Linked DNA regions of Homo sapiens: regions 1, 3, 4 and 5 are each linked to region 2. Evidence: read pairs that join two places in POLR2A ChIA-PET (ENCODE). Cell type or tissue: HepG2. All regions are shown on one strand. Each heading gives the region's core, and the rest is flanking DNA. Links, peaks and the distances in the headings are about the cores only. Region 1 overlaps LOC105375423 (a long non-coding RNA gene). Region 2 overlaps CYP3A7-CYP3A51P (CYP3A7-CYP3A51P readthrough). Region 3 overlaps CYP3A4 (cytochrome P450 family 3 subfamily A member 4). Region 4 has its middle 11 kb from the start of CYP3A4. Region 5 overlaps CYP3A43 (cytochrome P450 family 3 subfamily A member 43).

Region 1 (5,843 bases), core at 1,074-5,073, 310 kb after region 2:
TACAACCTCTGCCTCCCCGGTTCAAGCGATTCTCCTGCCTCAGCCTCACAAGTAGCTGGGATTACAGGCGACCACCATCACCCCTGGCTAATTTTTGTATTTTTAGTAGAGACAGGGTTTTACTATGTTGGTTAGGCTGGTATCAAACTCTTGACCCCAAGTGATCCGCCCGCCTCGGCCTTCCAAAGTGCTGGGATTACAGGCATGAGCCACCGTGCCAGCTGATCTTGAGTTTATGGAAGTCAGAAACTTTGTCCCTAAGCAATAAAAATAGTTTTTTTTTTCTTTTTCTTCTTTTTTTTTTTTTTTTTTTTTTTTGCCTTTGGGTTCAAGTGATCCTCCTGCCTCAGTCTCCCAAGTAGCTGGGACTACAGGTGCATGCCACCACACCTGGCTAATTTTTTATATTTTGTAGAAACAGGATCTTGCTGGCTGGGCGCAGTGGCTCATGCCTGTAATCCCAGCACTTTGGGTGGCTGAGGCGGGTGGATCACCTGAGGTCAGGAGTTCAAGACCAGCCTGACCAACATGGTGAAACCCCATCTCTACTAAAAATACAAAAATTAGCCAGGCGTGGTGGTACATGCCTGCAATCCCAGCTACTTAGGAGGCTGAGGCAAGAGAATCACTTGAACCCAGGAGGTAGAGGCTGCAGTGAGCCAAGATTATGCGATTGCACTATAGCCTGAGCAACAAAAGCAAAACTTTGTCTCAAAAAAAAAAAAAAAAAAAAAACCAGGGTCTTGCTTCGTTGCCCAGGCTGGTCTTGAACTCCTGGCTCAAGTGATCCTCCTGCCTCGGCCTCCCAAAATGCTGGGATTACAGGTTTGAGCCACCACCCCGCCCCCACCTTTCTTAGTTGCAGGGGCAGAATGGGGGTTTGGAATACAAAAGAGCTGTTCCTGCTACTTACACATACATATTTTTAAGCAAGTCAGTTCTCCTAGCTAAGTCTTAATGTCTTTATCTCTAAAATGGGGATAACCCACCCTACCTCATTGGGTATTTGTGTAGATTAATAAAATAGCAGGTAAAAATCCCTGTCATATCAAGGGTGTTCAAAAAATGGCAAATATTATCATTCTGATTTATCTAGACAAGGAAACTCCAAGATGTTAAGGCATCATCCAAAGGGCACACAGCTCATTAGGGGTAGGAGCAGGAATACAATTTGTTTTCTTGACTCTCCAGCTAATATTCTTGCTTCTAACCTGTACTACTTGAAAAGGAGGCTTTAGTTCTTTTTATTGTATTTATTTATGTATGTATGTATGTATGTATGTATTTATTTATTTATTTTGAGATGGAGTTTTGCTCTTGTCGCACAGGCTAGAGTGCAATGGCGCCCTGTCACCTCACTGCAACCTCCACCTCCAGGGTTCAAGCAATTCTCCTGCCTCAGCCTCCCAAGTAGCTGGGATTACAGGCGCATACCATCATGCCTGGCTAATTTTTGTATTTTTAGCAGAGACAAGGTCTCACCATGTTGGCCAGGCTGGTCTCGCCTGACCTCGGGTGATCCACCTACCTCAGCCTCCCAAAGTGCTGGGATTACAGGCGTGAGCCACCACACCTGGCCTAGTTCTTTTTTTTTTTTTTTTTTTTGAGAAAGAGTTTCTCTCTTATTGCCCAGACTGGAGTGCAATGGCACCATCTCGACTCACTGCAACCTCCGCCTCCCAGCTCAAGCGATTCTCCCGCCTCAGCCTCCAGAGTAGCTGGGATTACAGGTGCCCACCACCAGGCCCGGTTAATTTTTTGTATTTTTTTAGTAGAGACAGGGTTTCACCATGTAGGTCAGGCTTGTCTCAAACTCCTGACCTCAGGTGATCCACCCGCCTCAGCATCCCAAAGTGCTGGGATTGCAGGTGTGAAGTACCGCACTTGGCACCCCCTCCTTTTTTTTTTTTTTAACCATGTTTGAATTGCTAAGGTAAGAAAAGTGTCAGGGCTGCAGGATGTTAGGAAATAAAGATTCTCCCCTTTTCTTTCTTTCTTTTTTTAGAGACAGGATCTCGCTCTGACACCCAGGATGGAGTGCAGTGGTGTGATCGTACCTCATTATAGCCTCCAACTCTTGGCCTCAAGCGATCCTCCTGCCTCGGTCTCCCAAGTAGCTAGGACTATAGGCACATGCCACCACGCTCAGCTAATTTTTGTATTTTTTGTAGACACAGAATCTTCCCATGTTGCTCAGGCTGATCTCAAACTCCTGGCCTCAAGCAATCCTCCCGCCTCAGCCTCACAAATTGCTGGGATTACAGGTGTGAGCCACCATGCCCCACCCCAGTTCTCCCCTTTTCTAACACCACCCTTCCTACCACCTTGGTTTCTGCTGCAGACAACAGGCCCCCTCCTATCACGGCCAGACTTTGAGCAAAGCTGGCTTTTCTGTACCACATAGTACAGGAGGTATTGGCAAGCACCACTCCTGCCCCACCTTTGCCCCTCCTGCCTACTCTTCCCCCATCCATCTCCACCCCGAGTCTCACCCCCTCCGGATGCAGGCTCTCTTCCCCTGAGCAGAGCTGCTCTTCCTGGGCAGTTACAAAGATTCTTTGTAATGTGTTTACAGGAGGAGGGGGTGAGAGCGGGGCCTGGCTGTACTGATGGGCCCACCAGCCCTGTTTACATAAGCAGAGAAGGAGCCAAAACAGATGACCCTGTAGCTCAGGGACCTAGATTAAACACATAACCAAAGTCCAGAGCCCTGTGCCCCAGCCGCCCAGTTTCTAGGCTACACCACACAGAAGCAGCATGGAGGAGCCTCTTGACCCAGGGAGGGTTGTTGACTCGGCTGGGTGAGAGATGTTTGCACAGAGAGGGAACTAGCAGGGCCATCTGGCTGTTCTCCTGCTAAGCGCTGGGCATTTGCAGGTCAGGCACCCTCAGGATTCCAGGGCCCCTGGGAAGGCAGCCCCAGCCAATACTGTTTCTTCTTTGGGGAAATTTCTAAAACATTGTTATTTTTACATTTTTCGCCCGGTAATTATACCCAACCCAAATAAACTGTGAAGTTTTATTTTGCGAGGTGGTGAGAAATGCAGTTCTCCGCATTTAAAACATGGCGATGGCTGGCACCTAAAAGTCCTCTGCAGTTTACAAAGCATTGCCACCTCCACAATGTCATACCGTCCTCAGAGTAGCTAAGTGGGTAGCTATTTGCCAAAACCATCCCTATTTTACAGATGAGGGAGTCAAGACTTAGAGAGGTCGGGTCACTTGCACAAACCACACGCCCAACAAGAGTGACTCCAAATTTTACACCCCTACTACTCTGACCCCTACTTCCTCTCCATTGGGCTGTAAAATAAGGCAAGAAGAGAGCTTGTTCCAATACATAATCACCTTGCAGGTGGCTCCCAGGAGAGAGTGTCACATCTCATCTCAGACATGCTGGAAGCCGAAGTGGTCAGCCTCAAGGGGCACTTAGAGGGCCCTGCAGTCCACCCAAGGACACCACCAGCGGGGCGTTCCCAGTACGCCACTCAAAGCCTTACGTGGAGAGGCCAGGCGCAGTGGCGCAGACCTGTAATCCCAGCACTTTAGGGAGGCTGAGGCGGGTGGATCACCGAGGTCAGGAGTTCGAGACCAGCCTGGCCAACATGGCGAAACCCTGTCTCTATTAAAAATATAAAAATTAGCTGGGTGTGGTGGCAGGCACCTGTAATCCCAGCTACTTGGGAGGCTGAGCAGGAGAATCACTTGAACCTGGGAGGCGGAGGTTGCAGTGAGCTGAGATTGCCCCATTGCGCACCAGCCTGGGCAACAAGAATGAAACTCCGTCTCAAAAAAAGAAAAAAAAGAGAAAAGAAATAAAATGCCTTATGTGGAGAGACTGAGCCCCCAACTATGTGAAACTGCATGAAACATACACAGAGCATCCCACCACTAGCTGAAATCATGGAGATAAGAGAGGGAACGTGTTTAGAATCACAGAAACTTTCCTCCAAGTTTGTTTCCTCTTGTCTCCTCGTGGGCTTTGTCTCCCCGCATTCAAACCTGTACAATCTACCTGAAGCCATTACCTGAGTCCCAATTAGTGTTCTTTCTACTTTCTCCTACTTCTTTATCCTCCCTTTTACAACCCAAAACACCAAACCTACCCGAAAGGCATCATCATTCCATCTTCTTCGCCGCCTTTGTCTCTCTGCCTCTTTTTTTTGTTGTTTGTTTGTTTGTTTTGTTTTGTTTTGAGACAGGGTCTCACTCTGTGGCCCAGGCTGGAGTACAGTGGCACGATCTAGTCTCACTGCAGCCTCAGTCTACTGAGCTCGAGCGATCCTCCCACCTCAGCCTCCTGAGTAGCTAGGACCACAGGCACGCACCACCACACCTGGCTAATTTTTTAAATTTTTTGTAGAGACAAGGCCTCAGTATGTTACCCAGGCTGGTCTCAAACTCCTGGTCTCAATGATCCTCCCACATTGGCCTCCCAAACTGTTGGGATTACAGGTGTGAGCCACCAGGCCCGGCCTGTCTCTGTCTCTTAACCCCAACTCTACTGCTCCATCCAAATAGCTTTGCCCAGTTTCACTGATTAGAACTTCTCTGCCACCCAAAGGTCCCAGCTCTGCTCCCATCACCCTTAGTCCAGCCCCAGCATCTGGCTCAGCCACCAGGTCCTCCTGGGCTTTTCTTTCTTGTCACTGTCAAATCCTGGTTCCCCTGCCTTCTCCTCAATTTATGTATTTATTGTTTACACACACACACACACACACACACACACACACACACACACACACATATATATATTTTTTTTTGAGATGGAGTCTCGCTCTGTCGCCAGGCTGGAGTGCAGTGGCATGATCTTGGCTCACTGCAACCTCTACCCCCCAGATTCAAGCGATTCTCCTGCCTCAGCCTCCCAAGTAGCTGGGACTACAGGCGCCCGCCACCACACCCAGCTAATTTTTGTATTTTTAGTAGAGACTGGGTTTCATCATGTTGGCCAGGATGATCTCAATCGCTTGACCTCATGATCCGCCCGCCCACCTCAGCCTCTCGAAGTGCTGAGATTACAGGCATGAGCCACCATGCCTGGCCCTTTTTTTTTTTTTTTTTTTTTAGACAGAGTTTTTGCTCTTGTTCCCCAGGCTGGAGTGCAGTGGCGCAATCTCGGCTCATTGCAACCTCCACCTCCCAGGTTCAAGTGATCCTTCTGCCTCAGCCTCCTGAGTAACTGGGATTACAGGTGCGCACCACCACACCTGGCTAATTTTTAAAATATTTTTAGTAGAGAGAGGGTTTCACCATGTTAACCAACCTGGTCTCGAACTCCTGACCTCAAGTGATCCACCCACCTTGGCCTCCCAAAGTGCTGCAATTACAGGCATGGGCCACTGCGCCCAGCCTGTATTTTATTTATTTTGAGACAGAGTCTCACTCTGTTGCCCAGGCTAAAGCGCAGTGGCACAATCTCTCCTCCTCCGGGGTTCAAGTGATTCTTGTTCCTCAGCCTCCCAAGTAGCTGAAATTACAGGCATGTGCCACCACGCGTGGCTAATTATTTTGTATTTTAGTAGAGACAGGGTTTCGCCATGTTGGCCAGGCTGGTCTCGAACTCCTGACCTCAAGCGATCCACCTGCCTCAGCCTCTCAAAATGCTGGGATCACAGGCGTTAGCCACCATGCCCTGCCCCAACCCCAATTTATTCTTTAGTGATCACGTTTCTGTAACAACTGTGTGACTGTGTTTTGCAGCTTTTAAACTAGTTTTACGCAAATGTATATAGAGGTACCTTCATACAGAGTCTCATTTACAAGTTAACTTCGCCTCCCCGTAGGATCTGTGTTCATTTCCTGCTGAAATTGCTAAATGTGGCTTGTTTGTTTTTTTCTGT
Region 2 (5,843 bases), core at 1,263-5,262:
GATTAAAGACTTACATGTTAGACCTAAAACCATAAAAACCTTAGAAGAAAACCTAGGCAATACCATTCAGTACAGAGGCATGGGCAAGGACTTCATGTCTAAAACACCAAAAGCAATGGCAACAAAAGCCAAAATTGACAAATGGGATCTAATGAAACTAAAGAGCTTCTGCACAGCAAAAGAAACTACCATCAGAGTGAACAGGCAACCTACAGAATGGGAGAAAATTTTTGCAACCTACTCATCTGACAAAGGGCTAATATCCAGAATCTACAATGATCTCAAACAAATTTACAAGAAAAAAACAACCCCATCAACAAGTGGGTGAAGGATATGAACAGACACTTCTCAAAAGAAGACATTTATGCACCCAACAGACACATGAAAAAATGCTCATCATCACTGGCCATCAGAGAAATGCAAATCAAAACCACAATGAGATACCATCTCACACCAGTTAGAATGGTGATCATTAAAAAGTCAGAAAACAACAGGTGCTGGAGAGGATGTGGAGAAATAGGAACACTTTTACACTGTTGGTGTGACTGTAAACTAGTTCAACCATTGTGGAAGTCAGTGTGGCGATTCCTCAGGGATCTAGAACTAGGAATACCATTTGACCCAGCCATCACATTACTGGGTATATACCCAAAGGATTATAAATCATGCTGCTATAAAGACACATGCACACTTATGTTTATTGTGGCACTATTCACAATAGCAAAGACTTGGAACCAACCCAAATGTCCAACAACGATAGACTGGATTAAGAAAATGTGGCACATATACACCATGGAATACTATGCAGCCATAAAAAATGAAGAGTTCATGTCCTTTGTAGGGACATGGATGAAGGTGGAAACCATCATTCTCAGCAAACTATCGCAAGGACAAAAAACCAAACACCGCATGTACTCACTCAAAGGTTGGAATTGAACAATGAGAACACATGGACACAGGAAGGGGAACATCACACTCCGGGGACTGTTGTGGGGTAGGGGGAGGGGGTAGGGATAGCATTAGGAGATATACCTAATGCTAAATGACGAGTTAATGGGTGTGGCACACCAACATGGCACATGTATACATATGTAACAAACCTGCACATTGTGCACATGTACCCTAAAACTTAAATAATAATAAAATAAAATAAACCTTCTGTCTCATTGATCTGTCTAATATTGACAATGGGGTGTTAAAGCCTCTCATTATTATTGTGTGGAGTCTAAGTCTCTTTATAGGTCTCTAAGGACTGCTTTATGAATCTGGGTGCTCCTGTATTGGGTGCATATATATTTAGGATAGTTAGCTCTTCTTGTTGAATTGATCCCTTTATCATTATGTAGTGGCCTTCTTTGTCTTTTTTGATCTTTGTTGGTTTAAAGTCTATTTTATCAGAGAATAGGATTGCAACCCCTGCTTTTTTTTGCTTTCTGTTTGCTTAGTAGATCTTCCTCCATCCTCTTATTTTGAGCCTATGTGTGTCTTTGCATGTGAGGTGGGTCTCCTGAACACAGCACACCAATGGGTCTTCACTCTTTATCCAGTTCATCAGTCTGTGTCTTTTAATTGGGGCATTTAGCCCATTTACATTTAAGGTTAATATTGATATGTGTGAATTTGATCCTGCAATTATGATGTTAGCTGGTTATTTTGCCCATTAATTGATGCAGTTTCTTCATAGCATCGATGGTCTTTACCATTTGGCATGTTTTTGCAGTGTCTGGTAGCAGTTCTTTCTTTCCATGTTTAGTGCTTCCTTCAGGAGCTCTTGTAAGGCAGGCCTGGTGGTGACAAAATCTCTCAGCATTTGCTTGTCTGTAAAGTATTTTATTTCTCCTTCACTTATGAAGCTTAGTTTGGCTGGATAAGAAATTTTGGGTTGAAAATTCTTTTCCCTAAGTATGTTGAATATTGACCCCCAATCTCTTCTGTTTTGTAGGGTTTCTGCTGAGAGATCTGCTGTTAGTCTGGTGGACTTCCCTTTGTGGGGAAGCCGACCTTTCTCTCTGGCTGCCCTTAACATTTTTTCCTTCATTTCAACCTTGGTGAATCTGATAATTATGTGTCTTGGGGTTGCTCTTTTTGAGGAGTATCTTTGTGGTGTTCTCTGTATTTCCTGAATTTGAATGTTGGCCTGCTTTGCTAGTTTGGGGAAGTTCTCTTGGATAATATCCTGAAGAGTGTTTTCTGACTTGGTTCCATTCTCCCTGTCCCTTTCTGATACACCTGTCAAATGTAGATTTGGTCTTTTCACATAGTCCCATATTTCTTGGAGGCTTTGTTCATTTCTTTTCACTTTTTTTTCTCTAATCTTGTCTTCTTGCTTTATTTCATTAGTTTGATCTTTGATCACTGATATCCTTTCTTACAGTTGATCGAATCGGCTATTGAAGCTTGTGCATGCATCACGAAGTTCTTGTACCATGGTTTTGAGCTGTCAGGTCATTTAAGGTCTTCTTGACACTGTTTATTTTAGTTAGCCATTCATGTAACCTTTTTCCAAGGTTGTTAGCTATCTTGTGATGGGTTAGAACATGCTCCTTTAGCTCGGATAAGTTTGCTAATACCGACCTTCTGAAGACTACTTCTGTCAACTCATCAAACTCATTCTCTGTCCAGTTTTGTTCCCTTGCTGGTGAGGAGCTGTGATCTTTCGGAGGAGAAGAGATGCTCTGTTTTTTGGAATTTTCAGCTGTTTTGCTCTGGTTTCTTCCCATCTTTATGGTTTTATCTATCTTTGGTCTCTGATGTTGGTGACCTACAAATGGGGTTTTGGTGTGGATGTCCTTTTTGTTGATGTTGATGCTATTTCTGTCTGTTAGTTTTTCTTCTAACAGTCAGACTCCTCAGCTGCAGGTCTTTTGGAGTTTGCTGGAGGTCCTCTTCAGACCCTGTTTGCCTGGGTATTACCTGCAGAGGCTGCAGAACAGCAAATATTTCTGCCTCATCCTTCCTCTGGAAGCTTCATCCCAGAGGGGCACCCGCATGTTTGAAGTGTCTGTCGGCCTCTACTGGAAAGTGGTTCCCAGTCAGGCTACAGGGGGGTCAGGAACACATTTGAGGAGGCAGTCTATCCGTTCTCAGAGCTCGAATACCGTGCTGAGAGAACCACTGCTCTCTTCAGAGCTGTCAGACAGGGACGTTTAAGTCTGCAGAGGCTGTCTGTCTCCTGTGTTTTGTTCTACTCTGCCCTGCCCCCAGAAGTGGAATCTACAGAGGCAGTAGGCCTTGCTGAGCTGCGGTGGGCTCCACCCACTTCGTGCTTCCAGGCCTCTTTGTTTACACAGTAAGCTACTCAAGCCTCAGCAATGGCTGATACCCCTCCTCTATCAAGCTGCAGCATATCAGGTGGATCTCAGACTGCTGCACTAGCAGTGAGCAAGTCTCCGTGGGTGTGGCACCTGCCGATCGAGGCACGGGAGGGTATCTCCTGGTCTGCCTGTTGCTAAGACTCAGTTGGAAATGCAGAAGTCACCTATCTTCTGCCTCAATCTTGCTGGGAGCTGCAGACTAGAGCTGTTCCTATTCGGCCATCTTGGAAATGCTTCCCTTGATTAATATTTCAAATATACTTAACCCTGCGTCTAATTGGGGCTGAAAACAGTTGAATCCAATGAAATCAGACTTGCTGGCAGTTAGAGGAATCTTATTTGGAGACATCATAAGGGAAAGGAGAGAAAACAGAGGAGGTATTTGAAATGGGAAATTTAAAATCACTCTTGAATTTTCTCAAAGTGCTGTAGATACTGAATGACTTATCATTGTGTGTAAACTAGGTAACTCCTTGTCTTTCTGATGCCTTTTTGCTTTTTCATGTATTGTCTCTAAAATCTCATAAATCCTTGAATGATCACCTCCAGGGGCACATGGGGAAACTGAGGCTGAGGGAAAGAGAGTGAGTGTCAGAAGGGAATGCACAGTCTTTTATCTCTGTTCATCATCCTTTTCATTTATTTCATCAGCTCGCTCTAGAATTCTAGCAGAATTAGGAAGTTACAGACATCAGGGACCTCTTTTAGTCTAGCAGATTTAGATAAGTCTGAGGCATGTTGTTGAGTGAGAAAAGGAGTGAGTGACAGAATGACAAAGTGGACTCACTTTCCAGTTTTCCAGCTTAACATGGAAGTTCTGAGAAAATGTCCCCTCTACACATTGGACACAGCAAATTACAACACTTGCTCAGCGTTTTCACTGAAACTGAAAAACAAACTTTCCTGTTTTCTACATTTCAGGGTTGATGTTTTACCTGTGCAAACAAAGATCCCAGGAATGTTTATCTTGGGGGGTACATCTACTAAAGAACTGACCTAGAAAAGGTGGCGGGGAAATTATTGCTTTTGCAAAGGGAAAAATATGAAATTCCTGGGCAGTAATTAGACAACAAAACCCTCACTTGGAAGAATTGGAATCAGGGAAACAAGCCTCAGGTATGCGGGAAAGATGATCTAAGCCACAGAGCTGACTACTGCTGCTGCTGGCCCTGTGGAGATAAGCTCATAATTTTCCATCCAGAGGCCAGGCCCTAGACAGAGCATCAGACCAGGTTAGGCACAAAGGCTCGACCAAAGTTCACAGTCCATGTGGCACATATGACATTTTATTCAGCAAAATTAAATATTTAATAATTTCATCAAATTATCACCTTTCTAGTGATTTTGCATATGATTCTGCCTTTGTTTAAAAAAAAAACCACAAATTCATTTTATGCTTAAATATCTGAGTTTGATAGATAACCACTATCTCATCTCAGTTATATCCACTCCCTGCTCAGACTCACCCATAAGGTGCAGCCTTTGAAATAAAAGAAGTAAAGCAGAACACCTTTGCTCTGACTCCCAAAGCTGCAAAAGATGTCATGGGGAGTAAGAGCTGGGGTAGAGCCATGGAAATACCTTCAGGGGATTTAGCATTTTTTGGAGAGGATTCAAGCAAGTGCGAATGACCCAATGGTAAATACTTGAGCTCCCTAATAAAGTGAGTTTCAAAGCTGTCCAGGAGGTAGGGGAAAAAGGCTACTCCTGAGCTCTTGCTATAGAGAGGAAAGTTTGACTCTCATGTACACAGATAGCAAGCCACAAATGGGGGCTCCTTTTCCTACTCTTAATACTAACTAAATATGACTGTACCTTCCTGGGAACCTACATGGGGCAAAAGAAAAATGTTCTTTATGGTGCTCACAAAGTCTGCACATCAAGTTCTGAACATCAGGTTGCCGATATACCTGAGATTTGGACTGTTCAACTGAGGCAAACCTGAGGTTCCTGAGAGTTAGCAAGAGAGTCCCGGGGTAAACCTTGCCATGCTCTGGATGATGCCTATACACTGTTTCTGAAAGTGTAAAACCTCAGACCTTCCTCCTGAGGAGAAGCAGTTTTACTGATGGAACTAAGCTGCTCTCTCCAATCATAAGAAGCCAAAGAGTGAGCTCAAAAACACTCACCTGATGGTAGGACAAAGTAGTTCCCAAAAAAAGCAGAGGTGTGGGCCCTGGAATGCCAAGCTTCTTAAAAAGTCCATGTGAATGGGCTCCATATCTACAAACTGAATCAGAAATCAGGTCTCAGGGATTGTGACTTTATAGATATGGGGGCTGGTAAGTCACTGACTGAGGAACTGGAATGCTCAAGAGAAGGAGGTAACATTAAGGCAATAAATGATAACAGTAACTCTGACAGCAATGATTATATTTGTACATCAAGTCCTTTCCCGTCTCCACCATGAGACACCAAAAAGTCACAATGATTAGTCGAAAGCAGCAGAAGTCTTTATGGTCCCAATCCTGGAATGAATACTTGATAAATGTCCTCAAACGTGAGTGCTCCTCAGAGGTTCAGGAAGGA
Region 3 (5,843 bases), core at 966-4,965, 79 kb after region 2:
AGTTTCTTATTAAAACTCATGTTATTTTCATACCTCCTTGAGTTTTCCACTGGTGAAGGTTGGAGACAGCAATGATCGTAATCTCTTCCATTCTTCATCCTCAGCTATAGAGATGGCACTTTTCATAAATCCCACTGGACCAAAAGGCTAGAGTTCAAAGCAGAAACATTTTGTCCTACATCAGTTGTGGAGGTCTCCATGGTTGTAGAAAATGTGTTAAACAGGAACACTTATTCAACAACTATTTAGTGACTGTCTACTGGGTGATGGGCCCTATGCTAGATGCTCAATAGAGATTTATCCCAGATGCCCAGTGTCCTGGGATGTATTTGTGTGGGGCGGGGCGGGGGGGTGGCGGCAGTGTTCAGGAGACCCTGATGTCGTCTCCAGCCTCTATATCCCAGTCTTCTTTTACATGCAAATTATCCACGTGGTAGAGAATGTGTTCTTCCAGTACAATAAACAGAATCAAGACCTAGCACTTCTGCAGTGTAGAGACGGAGTGGAGACAGACAAGCAGGTGACTTTGGTGGATTGTATGTTGCCTCAGACAAGCTGTCTTTATGTTCTCCTGCAGCATGGGCAACGTGAAAAAGAAGTGCCTCAATGTGATGGTTTTAAAAAAAATAGTAGGTAATACCTTTAAAACTAGGAACATATTTTGAAGAAATAATGCAATTCCATAAACATTCTTGTCTCTTAATTTTTTATTTCATGGATAGAAAGAAAAAAGAGATAATTATTTTTGCCAACTTGGAACTGGCCTATCAAGCCAACATGCTTGAAACTTTCTTTCATCTTCCATAGCCATTTTTTTTATAATGAGTACTTCCAGCATTCATTTATGATAAAAACTCAGCAAACTAGGGAGAGAAAATTCCTCAATTTGATAAAGAGAATCTACAAAAAAACAGCCCACTTCATCTAAATGATGCTTAATGATGAAAGAACTGAAGGCTTCCCTCCTAAGATTAGGAACAATTCAAAAATTCACCACATTTACTCAACATTATACTGGGAAGTCCTAGTGCAATAGACAAAAGAAAAGAAATAAAAGGCATACAGATTGGAAAGGAAATAAAAGAATTGTCTCTATTTTCAAGTGACATAACTGACAATGTGTAAAATCTCAAGGCATATACAAAGAGACTTCTAGAACTACTATGTCAGTTCTGCAAGGTTCTAGGATACCAGATCAACACACAAAATCAAAGCACATTTCTATGTAACAACAATCAATATCTGAAAATACAAGAAAAACATAATATCATTTACAGTCATTCCAACAAAAATGAAATAATTTAGCTGTAAATCTAACAAAACATGTACAGGATCTCTATGCTGAAAACTACAAGATGTTAAAAGCAATCAAAGAAAATCTAAGGAAATGGAGAGGCATACTATGTTCATGAATTGAAAGATCAAACAGTAAAGATACACATTTTCCATAAACTGGTCTATATATTTAATTCAATTCTTGTCAAAATAACAGCACGTTTATTTGTAGACACTGAGAAACTCATTCTGAATTTTTATGGAAAAGCAGAGGACCAGGAAGAGTTAAAACAAATCTGAAAAAATAAGTCAATAAAAGTGGGAAGAATCACTCTACACGAGGTTAAGAGTTAGTGTACAGCTACTAGGGTCAACACAGTGTGGTATTGGTGGAATAATAAACACAGTGATCAATGGGACACAGTAGTACGTGAGAGATGCAAAGAAGTATGCCCAGTTGATTTTTAACAATATACCCATCTTTCCAAAAATGGCGTTGGAGGAATTGGACAGCCATAAGCCACAAAAAAAATGAACCTTGATCTAAATCTCATACCTTATACAAAAAATAACACAAAATTGATAATAGAGCTACATTTAGTAAAGCATTAAACTTTATGACTTTTAGAAAAAAACAGCAATATAGGAAGGAGGGCTAGGCAAAGAACTTTCAAACATGGCACCAAAAGTACAATCCAGAAAAGGAAATATTAATACATTGATCACCTCAAAATAAAAAATAGTTTGCTCTGATATGGACCCTGTCAGAGAAAAAGACTTGTGACTGTAGGATAGCAGGAGGGAGCCACATGGAGACAGAGTGGATCTGCATCTTGATCATGCTGGTCATTGCACAAATCTACTAATGATGTGATAAATTTGTATAGAACACAAATGGGTTCTGCGTTTTGATCATGCTGGTCATTGCACAAATCTATGATTGTGATAAATTTGCATAGAACAGAAATGAGGGCACATAAAGCTGGTGAAATCTGAATAAGCTCTGTGAACTGTATCAATGTCAATTTCCTGTACTATATAGTAACATGAATATACTGTATTTATAGTTATGCAAGATTGCAAGATGTTACCATTCGGGGGGGACAGGATGAAGTGGACGTGGAACCTTCCTGGACATTTTTTAGGCAACTGTCTATGAATATATAAGAATTTCAAAATATAAATTTAATCAATCAGTATTTTAATTTCAACACATGAATGCTTACCCTCCGGTTTGTGAAGACAGAATAACATTCTTTCACTAGCACTGTTTTGATCATGTCAGGATCTGTGATAGCCAGCACAGGCTGTTGACCATCATAAAAGCTGTGTGAAAAAAACAGAGTTGATTAAACATCAACAGCCTTATTCTACAGCTGGAGCCCAACCCAGGAAGCCAGACTTTGATCCTGACTTTACATAATCCCTTAGTTGTACAATACACAGTAATCTTAGGTTCTAGTTCATTAGGTATGACACACAGCAAGAGTCTGACACAGGAGCCACTCAAGTCTTCATATGATGAAGGATAATGTGGGCCAAACAAGGAAGAGACATTGAAAGACAAAAGAGCTCTTCAAAGAGACCATGGTTAGAAATGACAGTAGAGCATTTGTTAAGCTGGGTGGTGCATACGTGGATATTTCCCATGCCATTCTCCATAATGTTTCATATGTTTAAAATATTTTATTTTAAAAAGAATATTAAACCAACAAAGATCAAAAGAGACAAAGATGGGCATTACATAATGGTGATGGGATCAATACAACAGGAAGAGCTAAATATCCTAAATATATATGCACCCAAATACAGGAGCACCCAGATTCATAAAGCAAGTTCTTAGAGACCTACAAAGAGACTAAGATTTCCACACAATAATAATGGGAGATTTTAACACCCCACTGTCAATATTAGACAGATCAACAAGACAGAAAATTAACAAGGATATTCAGAACTTGAACTCAGCTCTGGACCAAGAGGACCTAATAGACATCTACAGAAATCTCCACCCCAAATTAACAGAATATACATTCTTCTCAGCACCACATCGCACTTATTCTAAAATTGACCACATAATTGGAAGTAATATACTCCTCAGCAAATGTAAAAGAAAAGAAATCACAACAAACTGTCTCTCAGACCACAGTGAAATCAAATTACAACTCATGATTAAGAAAGTGACTCAAAATCACACAACTACATGGAAACTGAACAACTTGCTCCTGAATGACTACTGGGTAAATAAGGAAGTGAAGGCAGAAATAAAGATGTTCTATGAAACCAATGAGAACAAAGGCACAATGTACCAGAATCTCTGGGACACATTTAAAGCAGTGTGTAGAGGGAAATTTATAGCATTAAATGCCCACTAGAGAAAGCAGGAAAGATCTAAAATTGACACAGTAACATCACAATTAACAGAACTAGAGAAGCAAGAGTAAACAAATTCAAAAGCTAGCAGGAGACAAGAAATAACTAAGATCAGAGCAGAACAGAAGGAGATAGAGACACAACAAACCCTTCAAAAAATCAGTGAATCCAGGAGCTGGTTTTTTGAAAAAGGTCAACAAAATAGATAGACTGCTAGCAAGACTAATAAAGAAAAAAGAAGAATCAAATAGATGCAATAAATAATGATAAAAAGGATATCACCACTGATCCCACAGAAATGCAAATTACCATCAGAGAATACTATAAACACCTCTATGCAAATAAACTAGAAAATCTAGAAGAAATAGATAAATTCCTGGACACATGCCCCCTCCCAAGACTAAACCAGGAAGAAGTTGAATCTCTGAATAGACCAATAATAGGTTTTGAATTGAGGCAATTATTAATAGGCTACCAACCAAAAAAAGTCCAGGACCAAATGGATTCACAGCTGAATTCTACCAGAGATACAAAGAGGAGCTGTTATCATTCCTTCTGAAATTTTTCTGAACAATAGAAAAGGAGGGAATCCTCCCTAACTCATTTTATGAGGCCAGTATCTCCTGATACCAAAGCCTGACAGAGACACAACAAAAAAAGAGAATTTTAGTCCAATATCCCTAAAGAATATCGATGCGAAAATCCTCAATAAAATACTGGCAAATCAAATCCAGCAAAACATCAAAAAGCTTATCCACCAGGATCAAGTCAGCGTCATCCCTGGGATGCAAGGCTGGGTTCAAAATACCAAATCAATAAATGTAATCCATCACATAAACAGAACCAATGACAAAAACCACATAATTACCTCAATAGATGCAGAAAAGGCCTTTGACAAAATTCAACAGCCTTTCATGCTAAAAACTCTGAATAAACTAGGTATCAATGGAACGTATCTCAAAATAGTAAGAGCTATTTATGACAAACCCACAGCCAATATCATACTGAATGGGCAAAAACTAGAAGCATTCCCTTTGAAAACCGGCACAAGACAAGGATGTCCTCTCTCACCACTCCTATTCAACATAGTGTCGGAAGTTCTGAATAGGGCAATCAGGCAAGAGAAAGAAATGGATATTCAATTAGGAAAAGAGGAAGTCAAATTGTCTCTGTTTGCAGATGACATGATTGTATATTTAGGAAACCCCATCGTCTCAGCCCCAAAACTCCTTAAGCTGATAAGCAACTTCAGGAAAGTCTCAGGATACAAAATCAATTTACAAAAATCACAAGCATTCCTACACACCAATAATAGACAAACAGAGAGCCAAATCATGAGTGAACTCCCATTCACAATTACTACAAAGAGAATAAAATATCTAGGAATCCAGCTTACAAGGGATGTGAAGTTCTCCTCTTCAAGGAGAACTACAAACCGCTGCTCAATGAAATAAAAGAGGACACAAACAAATGGAAGAACATTCCATGCTCATGGGTAGGAAGACTCCATATCATGAAAATGGCCATACTGCCCAAGGTAATTTATAGATTCAATGCTATTTCCATCAAGCTACCACTGACTTTCCTCATAGAATTGGAAAAAACTACTTTAAAGTTCATATGGAACCAAAAAAGAGCCCACATAGACAAGACAATCCTAAGCAAAAAGAACAAAACTGGAGGCATCACGCTACCTGACTTCAAATTATACTAAAAGGCTACAGTAACCAAAACAGCATGGTACAGGTACCAAAACAGAAATATAGATCAATGGAACAGAACAGAGGCCTCAGAAATAACACCATGCATCTACTACCATCTGATGTTTGACAAACCTGACACACAAAAGCAATGGGGAAAAGATTTCCTATTTAATAAATGGTGTTGGTGAAACTGCCTAGCCATATGCAGAAAATTGAAACTGGACCCCTTCCTTACACCTTATACAAAAATTAACTCAAGATGGATTAAAGACTTAAATGTAAGACCTAGGACCATAAAAATCCTAGAAGAAAACCTGGGCAATACCATTCAGGACACAGGCATGGGCAAAGGCTTCATAAATATAACACCAAAAGCAATGGCAACAAAAGCCAAAATTGACAAATGGGATATGATTAAACTAAAGAGCTTCTACACAGCAAAAGAAACTATCATCAGAGCAAACAGGCAACCTACAGAATGGGAGAAAATTTTTG
Region 4 (5,843 bases), core at 780-4,779, 100 kb after region 2:
TTATCTCCAGGACCATGGGGCCCTCTCTATCAGTGTGAATGGGTTCTCCACTGTGCCCTGTGCTATGACACAACACAGGGCAACAGAACCATAAGGGAAGGTGTGAACAAGACCTTTGCAGACAGAGCCATACTGAAACCCTAGGTAGGGTACTTCACCACACGGAGGGAACTGGAGAGACACCAGGAGTTCTGGGAAGGCAGAGATAAGGGGATCTGGAACTACCTGGGGTGAAGTCTTCCTAAAGGAGTGACTGTTTGCATTATCATAGAGAAGTGTTTGGACAGAAGAAGGGAAAGTGAGAAGCATTTCAGGCTGTGAGAATGGTCCAGCTTTTTTTAGTAATAAAAAAATAGAAAACGTAGAAATTACTTTTAACTCTGTGTATTGAATACGCAAGAAATGGCATCCCAATCCTTTTCTTTACTATTATTTTTGTTATTTAGACAGTCTTGCTGCATTGCCCAGGCTGGAGTACAATGGCACAATCATGGCTCACCGCCACCGCAGCCTCCCAGGCTCAAGCAATTCTCCTGCCTCAGCCTCCTGAGTAGCTGGGACAACAGGCATGCATCACCATGCCTGGCTAATTTTTTGATGTTTTGTAGACATGAAGTCTGGTATTGAACTGACTTGCCTAGGATGGTCTTGAACTTCTGGCTTCAAATGATCCTCCTGTCTCAGCCTTGCAAAGCACTGGGATTACAGGCATGAACCACTGAGCCCAGCCACTTTATTATGAACAAGGTTGAATATTTCTGTATTTTTGACAGCTGCATTTCTTCTTTGATAAAATGTTCATGTCCTTTGCCCTTGTGATACCTGTTGGAGTTGCTTTGTTTTTCATGTCAAGCTATAATAAATATAATTTAACTGGCAAAGAGAGAAAGGCCCAGCTTAACCCTTATTATCATTGTTGAGTCATTTTTTGGTTGCAAGGTACAGTGTCTGTATCGAGGCAGTTTCAATTACTGCTAATAAAGAAGCCATCTGGCCAGGAATCATGCCAGCATGTGGATATTATACTTTTAGGGCAAAGGTTCTGCCCTCCACCGGTCAGCAAGAGGCTTAAGGCTGGCCGGGGACCCCAGATAACATCACCGGGCTTGGCAGGCACCACAGTGACCTGTTCCATGCCTGCTAGTGTATATTTCTGAGGTTTAAAATATGTATAGGGATGAAATTCACATAACATAAAATTAACCATTTTTTTATGATTATCCAATCTCAGGACTGAAAATTAACCATTTTAAGGTGAAAAAAATCAGTGGAATTCAGTACATTCTGTGTTCTGCAATCACTACCTCTATCTAGTTGCAAAATGTTCCCATCATTCCAAAATAAAGCCTGTACCAGTTGAGCAGTTTCTCCCCACTCTCCCCTCTCCCCAGACCCTGGCATCCACCATTGCACATTCTGTCTCTGTGGGCTTCCCTCTTCTGGATATTTTGTATGATGCAATATATGGACTTTCGTTTCTGGCCTTCACTTCATAGTAAAGTGAGGCTATCCATTCTGTAGCATGTGTTCATCCATTTTTTTTGCGGTTCATCCATTCTGTAGCATGCGTCAGTACTTCATTCCATTTATGGCCGAATAATATTCCATTGTATGGATAGACCACAATTTATTTATCCATCCATCGATGGACATGTGGGCTATTAGCACCTTTTGGCCCTTGTGAATTGGACTGTTAGAAATATGTGAGTCCGTGTATTTTAGTAACTGTTTTTAATCCTCTCAGATCTATAACTTAGAGGGGAATTGCTGGGTCACATTGAAATTCTGTTGAACTTTTTGAGGAAACTCCAAGCTGTTTTCCATAGCAGCAGCACCGTATTACATTCTCACCAGCAATGGGTGAGAATTCCAATTTCTCCATGTTCTTGTCAACACTTGTTATCTTCCTTCAAAAAAAAAATAGCCATCTGAGTGGGTGTGAAGTGGTAATTTTTCTGGGATTTTGAATTTGTGCAACCACAAACAATTAGGAACCTGTGAGAAGATGCCAGAGACAGAGGAGGACAAGAAAAAGGTGTGGCTGGGAACCTGACGCAGGTGGTCCCTGGGCTTTCTATTTTTGTTTGTTTGTTTGTGTTTGTTTTTGTTTTTGAAATGGAATCTTGCTCTGTTGCCCAGGCTGGAGTGCACTGGCACAATCTCGGCTCACTGCAACTGCTGCCTCCTGGGCTCAAGCAATTCTTGTGCCTCAGCCTCCCAAGTAGCTGGGATTAGAGGCATGCACCACCACGCCCAGCTAATTTTTTGTATTTTTAGTAGAGATGGGGTTTTGCCATGTTGCCCAGGCTGGTCTTGAACTCCTGAGCTCAGGTGATCTGCCTGCCTCGGCCTCCCAAAGTGCTGGGATTACAGGCAGGAGCCACCGTGCCCAGCCAGGCTCCTGGGCTTTCTATGGACTCCAGAGACATCTCGTTCTGTAGAGAGAAGACAGTGAGTAGGGATCCTTGGAATATGACTGACGTGCAGGCCCTGTCTGAGTTATTTAAACTTCCTCAGCCTCAGTTGCCTAATCTACAAAATGGGTGTTAATAATTCTGTCTTTCCCTCCCAAAGGAGCTCAGAGGAGACCAGACCCTGGCCTGTGATCTGCAGTGGGCTTGGGACCTAGATCTGCAAGTCTGGCTGGTGTTGGCTTTGACTAGAGAGAACGGGGAATATTACCAAGCCTAGTACCTGACTCTTGGCAGTCCTTCCATAAACGTTTGCTCAATATGAAAACAGTTAGTTCAGTAGTTGCCGAGAGACAGGACAAGAGTTATAGAGTAACCCGACATTACATAACGTATTTTCTTTTTATCAAGAAGGGGAGACATGAGTTCAAGTTTTACTGAACAAATAATTGAAAGGTTGGGCGCTTGCTAAGCAGGGTCTCTGAGCCACAGAGTGACCTACGGAAGGGAGCATTGGAGAAGGCAGGAATTGGAAGGTGGGAAACAGCCAGATCAGACCAGACATGTGATTAGGAGGAAATGAAAGGACAACTGGAACATATTGTCAGAATGAAGTCATCACAGTAGTCCAGACCCCTCCAAATCTGTTGTTTACTCACGTGACCGTGGGCAAAATCCTTTTACTCTCATTCCCTATCTAGCCATTAGAACCACATGTTCTTGATGCCCAGGATTCTATGAGCTAAGTTCAAAGCTTCCAAGGTTGCAGACCACGAGACAGAGATAAAATGCAGGCATGGTGGCTGAGATCAGCAGCCAGCTAAAATATGTTGCAGTTTAAATAATACCAGCAGTGATGACACATATCTAATATTTTCCTACCATCTTACTGGCATAATCCTTGTTGAATATTAAACAATTAACTCAACTTTGCACATGAACTTCAGGAAGTTCAGATTCTAACGACTACTGCAGACAGGTTGAGAATATGAGTAGGCTTACCCCAAAACACATTATTAGGGTCAATTCCAGTGCCTGCCATTGAAAGTCAAGGTTTCTTTGACAGGTTTAATTCTCTCAGAATATGTATCAAAGTAGAACCTGAAAGACAGCTACTTACATGCCCAGAAATTATTATTATTATTAATTATACTTTAAGTTCTGGGGTACATGTGCAGAACGTGCAGTTTTATTACATAGGTGTATATGTGCCATGGTGGTTTGCTGCACCCATCAACCCGTCACCTACATTAGGTATTTCTGCTAATGCTATCCCTCCCGTAGGCCCCCACTCCCCGACATGCCCCAGTGTGTGACGTTCCCCTCCCTGTGTCCATGTGTTCTCATTGTTTAACTCCCACTTATGAGTGACAACATGCAGTGTTTGGTTTTCTGTTATTGTGCTAGTTTGCTGAGAATGATGGTTTCCAGCTTCATCCATGTCTCTGCAAAGGACATGAACTCATCCTTTTTTATGGCTGCATAGTATTCCACAGTGTATATGTGCCACATTTTCTTTATTCAGTCTATCATTGATGGGCTTTTGGATTGGTTCCAGGTCATTGCTATTGTAAATAGTGTTACAATAAACATAAGTGTGCATGTGTCTTTATAGTAGAATGATTTATAATCCTATGGGTATACACCCAGTAATGGGATTGCTGGGTCAAATGGTATCTCTAGTTCTAAATCCGTGAGGAATTGCCACACAGTCTTCCACAATGGTGGAAGCCACCTCTTCCCCGAGGGGCTCTGTCCCAGGGAGATGGGGGTTTCATCTATAAGTCCCTGACTGGGGCTGCTGCCTTTTTTTCAGAGATATCCTTCCCAGAGAGGAGAAATCCAGAGAGGCAGTCTGGCCACAGTGGCCTTACTGAGCTGTGGTGAGCTCCACCCAGTTCAAACTTCCCAGCAGCTTTGTTTACACCGCGAAGGTAAAACCACCTACTCAAGCCTCAGCAATGGAAGATGCCCCCCCACAGCACCCAACCAAGTTCGAGGGTCCCAGGTCAATCTCAGACTGCTGCTGTGCTGGCAGCAAGAATTTCAAGCCAAGTGAATCTTTGTTTGCTGGGCTCCATGGGGGTGGGGCCCACCGAGCCAGACCACTTGGATCCCTGGTTTCAGCCCCCTTTCCAGGGGAGTGAACGGTTCTGTCTCACTGGCGTTCCAGGTGCCAATGGGGTATGGAAAAAAAAAAAAAAAAACTCCTGCAGCTAGTTCGGTGTCTGCCCAAATGGCTGCCCAGTTTTGTGCTTGAAACCCAGGGCCCTGGTGGCATAGGCACCGGAGGGAATCTCCTGGTCTGCGGGTTGCAAAGACCATGGGAAAAGTGCAGTATCTGGGCCAGAGTGCACAGTTCCTCAGGCTCAGTCCCTTATGGCTTTCCTTGGGTAGGGGAGAAAATTCCACGACCCCTTGTGCTTCCCAGGTGAGGCGACGCCCCACCCTGCTTTGGCTCACCCTCCGTGGGCTGCACCCTCTTGTCCAACCAGTCCCAATGAGATGAACCAGGTACCTCAGTTGGAAATGCAGAAATCACCTGCCTTCTCTGTCGATCTCACTGGGAGCTGCAGAACGGAGCTGTTTCTATTCCGCCATCTTGCCAGCAATTCAGAAATTATTTTTTCCAAAGAAAAGGCCCCATGCAAACTGGCTGAAACAAAATGGGTTTATACCCATGAAATAATCCGGGTGACTTTAGTCAATAAAACTCAATGCTGGTAAAGTTACTTTAAATAATTTTGGTAAAGTTATAACAACAAAAGCCAAAATTTAAAAAAAAATTTTAGGAAAGAGGCAGGGACTGCGTGGTATTCTTTTAGTGCTGTGACAGGCTGGTAGAGATGGATTCTCCTTGATTTATTTATTTATTTATTGCTAGAAAGTGACTAGAAACCATATGAAAATATGAAAATATAAAGTTATTTGGTAAAAGTAAATATATGTACAAATCTAAAACCTGTGTTATTGCAACTTAGGCTTGTAGCTCCTCTTTTAATTATTTTATAGGATATAAAAGACCAAAGCATAACAAATAACTATGTCTATGTAAATGGGTACATGATATAAAAAGATGTAATTTGTGACATAAATAACATAAAGGAGGGAGTGCAGAGCTGTAAAGGAGTAGTGGTTTTTAATGAAACTGAAGTTAAATTGTAATCAATTTAAAATACATTGTTATAACCTTAGGAAGTTTTATGTAATCACCATGGTAACCACAAAGAAAATATATACAGAATACACAATAGAAAATGAGAAGGTAATCAAAACATGTCACTATAAAATATCAACCAAATACAAAGAAAGGCAATAAGAAAATGAGGGACAAAAAAGCTGTAAGATATGCAGAAGACAAATAACAAAATCACAGTAGTAAGTCCTTCCCCATCAGTATGTTTTAAATGTAAATACATTAGACCCCTCAAT
Region 5 (5,843 bases), core at 1,148-5,147, 170 kb after region 2:
TGCAGTGAGCCAAGATCACACTACTGCACTCCAGCCTGGGCAACAGAGTGAGACTCCATCTCAAAAATAATACTAAATAAATAAAATAAGTAAAAATAAAGAGCAGGAAATGTTTAACTCAAACACACCATTGTAAATATATCTATGTCTTCATCTACTTGTCTATCTATGTGTCATCTATCATCTGTCCATCTGTCCCAGTGCAACTTTTTGTGAAAAGGGAAACAGTCTATCGTTTTGTTGCTCAATACAGACATCACTAGATACATGGCTATTGAGTACTGAACATGTAGCTGCTGCCAATGAAGAATAATTTTTAAGTATATCTAATTTTAATTAATTAAATTTAAGTAGCCACCTGTGGCTAGTGCCTACCCTACTGGGTAGCAGATCTACACTTTGAGATTATGATTTCATTTCAATTCCATGTCCTGGGGTTCATGCCAACTGAATAAAATAATTGGAAAGTTGAATTTACCCACAACATCATCATGAAAATTATCACCAGTAAATCACAACTCTGTAGACCTTTCTCACACTCATCTTGTATTGTTTTCAGTTATGAAATACATGGTTGGAGTGGGCACCATATTTATTTTAGTACCCTAGGTCTCTAAAGTTCTTAATCCAGTCCTGATCAAACAGACCAATGGCTGACTGTGCTAAGCTTTTCTTGGGAGAAATATCAAGAGGGAGGCAAACCTGTAGTCATAAATGCTGTTCGGTGAGCATGAAGTGGAGCAGAGAGAATGGGCATGTACTAAGGAAGATGCTATTCGGGCCAGGATGGAATAGGCACTATGAATTCCACTCACTAGACCCTATTGTTTTTATATTTCATGTTGGCCAATGCCCATCTATACATGCATTCTTCCTGCTGTATTATTATTATTATTATTATTATTATTATTATTATTATTATTATTATTTGAGATGGAGTCTCACTCTGTCACCCAGGCTGGAGTGAAGTGGTCTGATCTTGGCTCACTGCAACCTCTGCCTCCCAGGTTCAAGCAATTCTCCTGCCTCAGCCTCCCGAGTAGCTGGGACTACAGGTGCCCACCACCACACCCAGTTGTGGGTTTTTTTGTAATTTTAGTAGAGATGGGGTTTCACCATGTTGGCCAGGCTGGTCTCAAAATCCTGACCTCAATGATCCTCCTGTGTCAGCCTCCCAAAGTGCTGGGATTACACGCTTGCACCACTGTGCCCAGCCTGTTTTATTAAAACCACTCATTGGACTACAGTCAATCACCTCACTTCTAGATTTTTGTCTCTGTAGCTTTCGTATATCCAGAGGTCATCCATTTTGAAGACTAGTGCCCTAGGAACTCTATTACTTGATGTCACTCAAAGATGTAATCCATGCTTCTCAAGCCATGCTGGGCTCACAAATTACCACATCTCATGAAAGTTCAGATTTTGATTCTGCAGTTTGAGGGTAGGGTTTGAGATTCTGCATTTCTGATAAGCTCCCAGATGCTGCTGGTGCTGCTGGTCCATGGACCACATTTTGAGTGGCAAGAGCCCAATATTCTTCCCTTGGGTTCCCGCAAACATGCTTAGAGAAAAGTTCCTTTATATTTCCCTAAAATCAAGCCTTAGTATTGCAAACTGTCTCATTGTTTGTCAAGCTATATTGTAGCTAGAGTAATTTAAATCTTCCCTGGGGAGAATGTTACTCCACGTTTACTTATAGATAAAGAACTTCTATGATTATCCAAGGGACATCCCTATAACACTGAGTATGTTAGACAGAAATGCTCTCTTTGAAAGTTACCCAGCTGTGCAGCTGGTGGGGATGGTATGATGAGGAGTGAATGGCCCACAATCGTGTAGACCCTGGAAAAAAAACTGGATTAAAGTGACTTTGCCTTATTCTGGCTCTGTAGGATACACATCAGAGTGAAGCCACCCGCAGTGTGACTCTGAATTGCTTTTCTATTTTTGCTCTTAGGGATTTGGGAGCTTCACTGGAATTTTGCTTCATCTAAACTGTGATGCTCTACACTAACCACTTTTCCTAAAATATATTTCCTCTCCTTTCAGCTCTGTCTGATCTGGAGCTTGTGGCCCAGTCAATTATCATCATTTTTGCTGCCTATGACACAACTAGCACCACTCTCCCCTTCATTATGTATGAACTGGCCACTCACCCTGATGTCCAGCAGAAACTGCAGGAGGAGATTGACGCAGTTTTACCCAATAAGGTAAGGGGATGATCCCCTGGAGAAGGAGGGAGAAGGTGAAGCCTCAGCAAGAATGCCTCCTCACCACTTGCCAGGACAATTTTTGCAAAAAGCGTAAGCATCAGTTCTTTCATTTACACTATGCAGAAAGGCTGTAAAGAGTAAAAACAAAGGGAGAATCGTAGGTAGTGGATGCTTCTTGCGTAAGTGTAAGATCTTTGTGAAACAGTGCTGGTCCTGCTGCATCCGTTGTCTGTTAGCAACATAACACCAAGTAAAAAATATCCAGAAATCTCAATGACAACTAAAAACAATCATTTATTGCTCACAAGTCTGGATAGTGAGCTCTGCTGATATTGGCTGGACTCGCTGTGGTCTGGCAGTGGTCTGATGGAACCTGGCCCTGGGTGCGCTGGGCAGGCTGACTCAGCTCTGCCTCACACCTCTCTCTGCTCCAGTCAAGTAGCTAGTGGTGAAGAAGCCAAGCTAGGACCCAGGGTGCCTGACGCCTGGGCCAAACATTTAACCTCTACAATATTACCTTCCAAATATAACACCAAATGCTAGCCACGTATTACCCACACTGTTTCCAGAATTCTGCCCAAATTGGAATTCTTTATGGTGTAACGAGATCTGGCCTTGGGGCTGGCCCTGGTTTGGCAGTGAGGTGAACACAAAGGAATGTTCATCTAAGTTCATAGTCCAGGCCTGAAGGAACAAGTGGGAAATTGTTCGAGAAAGACAGGATGGGGCTGCCCGGAGGGTTCCTATCCTGTTTACAACTCTCAGTAGCACTGAAATTGTGTGCCCTGTCCAGTTATAAAGTTCTTTTGTCATATTTGGGTTACAAAAGAACTAGTTTATCCCCAAACTATTTATAGGGTTTTTATATAACATAGTGTTACTCTCCACATTTTTTTTTTGCATGGAGTCTTGCTTCGTCGCCCAGGCTGGACTGCAGTGGGGTGATCTCGGCTCACTGCTACCTCCGCCTCCAGGGTTCAAGTGATTCTCGTGCCTCAGCCACCTGAGTAGCTGGGATTACAGGCGTGCGCTACTATGCCCGGCTAATTTTTATAGTTTTAGTAGACACAGGGTTTCACCATGTTGGCCAGGCTGGTCTCAAACTCCTGACCTCAAGTGATCCACCCACCTTGGCCTCCCAAAGTGTTGGGATTATAGGCATGAGCCACCATGCCTGGCCTAAACAGGACTTTTCCATTTTAAATGCTTGTATGAAATAGAGGATTTGCTTTTTACATTTTCTTTTTCCTTGGTACAGATGCATAGCCTCTCTTTGGAAAGGTGACACTGGCTTTGGCATATTTTAGGTGATTCAAATGGCCATCGTCTATTAGTCATGTTTGTTCTCCCAAGAAAGAAAAAACACGAAATGGTAATGTCAAGGATTTCAGTCTCTGTGTAAGTGATTGTGCCAAATTCATAACTCCTCCACACATCTCAATGGGCCATCGAGCACATCACTGGGTATGGAGAATTATTAAAATAATTTATAAATGCAACAATCTTTTACCAGAATGAATTATTCTCTGGAGCTCCTAACACTTCAATAGTACTGCATGGACTAAGTTGAAAGTTAATTCCCAATCTCAATTTATCCAAATCTGTTTCTTTCTTCCCAGGCACCTGTCACCTACGATGCCCTGGTACAGATGGAGTACCTTGACATGGTGGTGAATGAAACGCTCAGATTATTCCCAGTTGTTAGTAGAGTTACGAGAGTCTGCAAGAAAGATATTGAAATCAATGGAGTGTTCATTCCCAAAGGGTTAGCAGTGATGGTTCCAATCTATGCTCTTCACCATGACCCAAAGTACTGGACAGAGCCTGAGAAGTTCTGCCCTGAAAGGTACAAGGCCCCTGGGAAAGGAGCCTTCCCTCAACCAGCCTGATTCAAGTATATTCTGCCTCTCTCGATGCACATGGCAATCATTTGAATATGTGCCTTTTCATTTTGGAAGTTTTTTATTACAAAATGATAACTGTTAAACTTTACAAACCATAGATTAAGAAACACCTTATAACAACCCTCATTAACTATGTAATGCCTGTCTTGTAGGCATTTTTCTATGCATAGACATTTTTAAAAACTAGTATACTATCACATTTTATTTGAGTTTGAACTGCTGCTTACTTCATTTCAAAGTAAACCATTACCTATCTACTATCTTACGTTACTACATATTTCTATATGCATAAGCTATAATTCATTTCACCATAATGTTATTTTGAGTATATAAGCTTGTTATTCATTTCAGTTTTTCTTTGCTGTGCCCTTTAGCTCTCTGAATTTAGCACCACGTTTAGGACATGTTTCCACATTCCTTTTTCTTTCAACATTGCTTGCTGTTTTCCGTAATGTAACTGTGAAAGTGCAGGCTGAGATCCTGAGACATCCTCATCCCTGATGGTTTAAGCCACTTCATTGAGGACAGAGGGAAGCAGAGGTTCTCCTGGTCCTGTTTGTGTCTGCAGTCCTGTGCCGGCTCCCTTGTACTCTCAGTTGTTGATGACTCTTCCAAAGCAAAGTCACCTGCTTTCTAGACTTCTCAGAAGTTCTTCCTTGGAAGTGTTGGGCATGATATTCTGGGAATTCAGAGCCAAGGTCAAGCTTTGGGCACAATTTGCACTCTGGAAATAGTTGATATTTTCCCATTTTGGAAAGGAAAATTTGGAATGAACTTTGTAGGGCACTGGCTGGTGAGGCCTGGGATCTAGACTTTTATTGGCCCCTAACTATAAACTTCCCAATGGCAGGGACCTTGTCTTGTTAGGCATGCTGTCTCTACTGCTGGCACAGACTCTGTACATAATACTTGTTGGAAGAGCAAGTCAGAATTGACCAATTTCTCTGTTTTCTGGAGTAGAGGACTTCTGTGTTTCCTCCATCTTGGCACTTCCACCTCCTGTGGCTGCACCAACACAAAATCAGAGACCACTCATTGTACTTCTCTTTGCATCATTCAGTCACCAAACAGATAGTAAGTGGTTACCGTGTGTCAGGAACTGGGCCAGGCAGTGAGAAATCCATATACTAAAAAAAGTCTGTTGTGAAGAATGTTTGACATACACATAACTATATTCTATAGACACCAGGCTATAGAACAGTATTAATGCATCCCCCTGTGTTCATCACCTGTCTCAGTAGTCAATGCTGCATGTCAGCTTCCCTGTCCACACACCACCACAATCCTCTCTGTGACTACAATGTTATCTTGAAGAAATAACCTGTAAATATTTCAGAATTTTCTCTAAAATATAAGTAGTCTTTTAAAAACACATAACCACAAGGGCATTATCACTTTCCTCCATCAAAATTTTTTCACAATATAATCAAATATTGAGGAATCAAATTTGAATAAACATGGGTTTAACCTTCAAAAATTGTATAGCCGGCCAGGTGTGGTGGCTAACACCTGTAATCCCAACACTTTGGGAGGCCAAGGAGGTCCTCGCCTCCCAAAAGCCACCACACCCTGCATAACGTGTAGTTTTAATAGTTTTTATGTTTCATTAACTAGTTTTTATGTACTACTGTGAAAGTAGGTTCAGTAAGAAGAACAAGGACAGCATAGATCTTTACAGATACATACCTTTTGGAGCTGGACCCCGAAACTGCATTGGCATGAGGTT

What was found. Peaks named below come from ENCODE experiments on the same cell type or tissue, not always from the same donor. Only the 100,000 strongest peaks of a DNase experiment are listed, where the experiment ranks them.
Region 1: POLR2A ChIA-PET joins it to region 2 with 5 read pairs; 1 of 35 experiments calls an interaction of 5 or more read pairs at or near these places.
Region 3: POLR2A ChIA-PET joins it to region 2 with 5 read pairs; 3 of 35 experiments call an interaction of 5 or more read pairs at or near these places.
Region 4: POLR2A ChIA-PET joins it to region 2 with 8 read pairs; 2 of 35 experiments call an interaction of 5 or more read pairs at or near these places.
Region 5: POLR2A ChIA-PET joins it to region 2 with 9 read pairs; 1 of 35 experiments calls an interaction of 5 or more read pairs at or near these places.

The regions. Positions count from the first base shown.
Region 1 is chr7:100,001,347-100,007,189 of GRCh38, forward strand. All of the region lies in intron 2 of LOC105375423 (a long non-coding RNA gene), which reads left to right. Among named protein-coding and RNA genes, the nearest start is that of ZKSCAN1, 11 kb to the right of the region's middle. RefSeq lists enhancers at 2,337-2,837, 2,440-2,734. In HepG2, for the core only: no CTCF peak of the experiment used is centred there; a DNase peak (open chromatin) is centred at 2,655.
Region 2 is chr7:99,690,303-99,696,145 of GRCh38, forward strand. CYP3A7-CYP3A51P (CYP3A7-CYP3A51P readthrough) reads right to left here. Exons shown (of 15, transcript NM_001256497.3): 14 at 5,444-5,544. It also overlaps a transcript of ZSCAN25 not described here and the pseudogene CYP3A51P. Among named protein-coding and RNA genes, the nearest start is that of CYP3A5, 13 kb to the left of the region's middle. In HepG2, for the core only: a CTCF peak has its summit at 3,003 (motif pointing left); DNase peaks (open chromatin) are centred at 3,259 and 4,409; H3K4me3 peaks cover 1,066 bases.
Region 3 is chr7:99,770,089-99,775,931 of GRCh38, forward strand. It overlaps CYP3A4 (cytochrome P450 family 3 subfamily A member 4), which reads right to left. Exons shown (of 13, transcript NM_017460.6): 4 at 2,502-2,601; 5 at 34-147. Among named protein-coding and RNA genes, the nearest start is that of CYP3A4-AS1, 9.1 kb to the left of the region's middle. In HepG2, for the core only: no CTCF peak of the experiment used is centred there; a DNase peak (open chromatin) is centred at 2,683.
Region 4 is chr7:99,792,173-99,798,015 of GRCh38, forward strand. No RefSeq gene overlaps it. Among named protein-coding and RNA genes, the nearest start is that of CYP3A4, 11 kb to the left of the region's middle. RefSeq lists a promoter at 1-4,528 and enhancers at 836-2,465, 2,466-3,391. In HepG2, for the core only: no CTCF peak of the experiment used is centred there; a DNase peak (open chromatin) is centred at 2,949.
Region 5 is chr7:99,857,781-99,863,623 of GRCh38, forward strand. CYP3A43 (cytochrome P450 family 3 subfamily A member 43) reads left to right here. Exons shown (of 13, transcript NM_057095.3): 10 at 2,050-2,210; 11 at 3,833-4,059; 12 at 5,757-5,843. Among named protein-coding and RNA genes, the nearest start is that of OR2AE1, 16 kb to the right of the region's middle. RefSeq lists a silencer at 2,492-2,692. In HepG2, for the core only: no CTCF peak of the experiment used is centred there; a DNase peak (open chromatin) is centred at 2,881; H3K4me3 peaks cover 508 bases.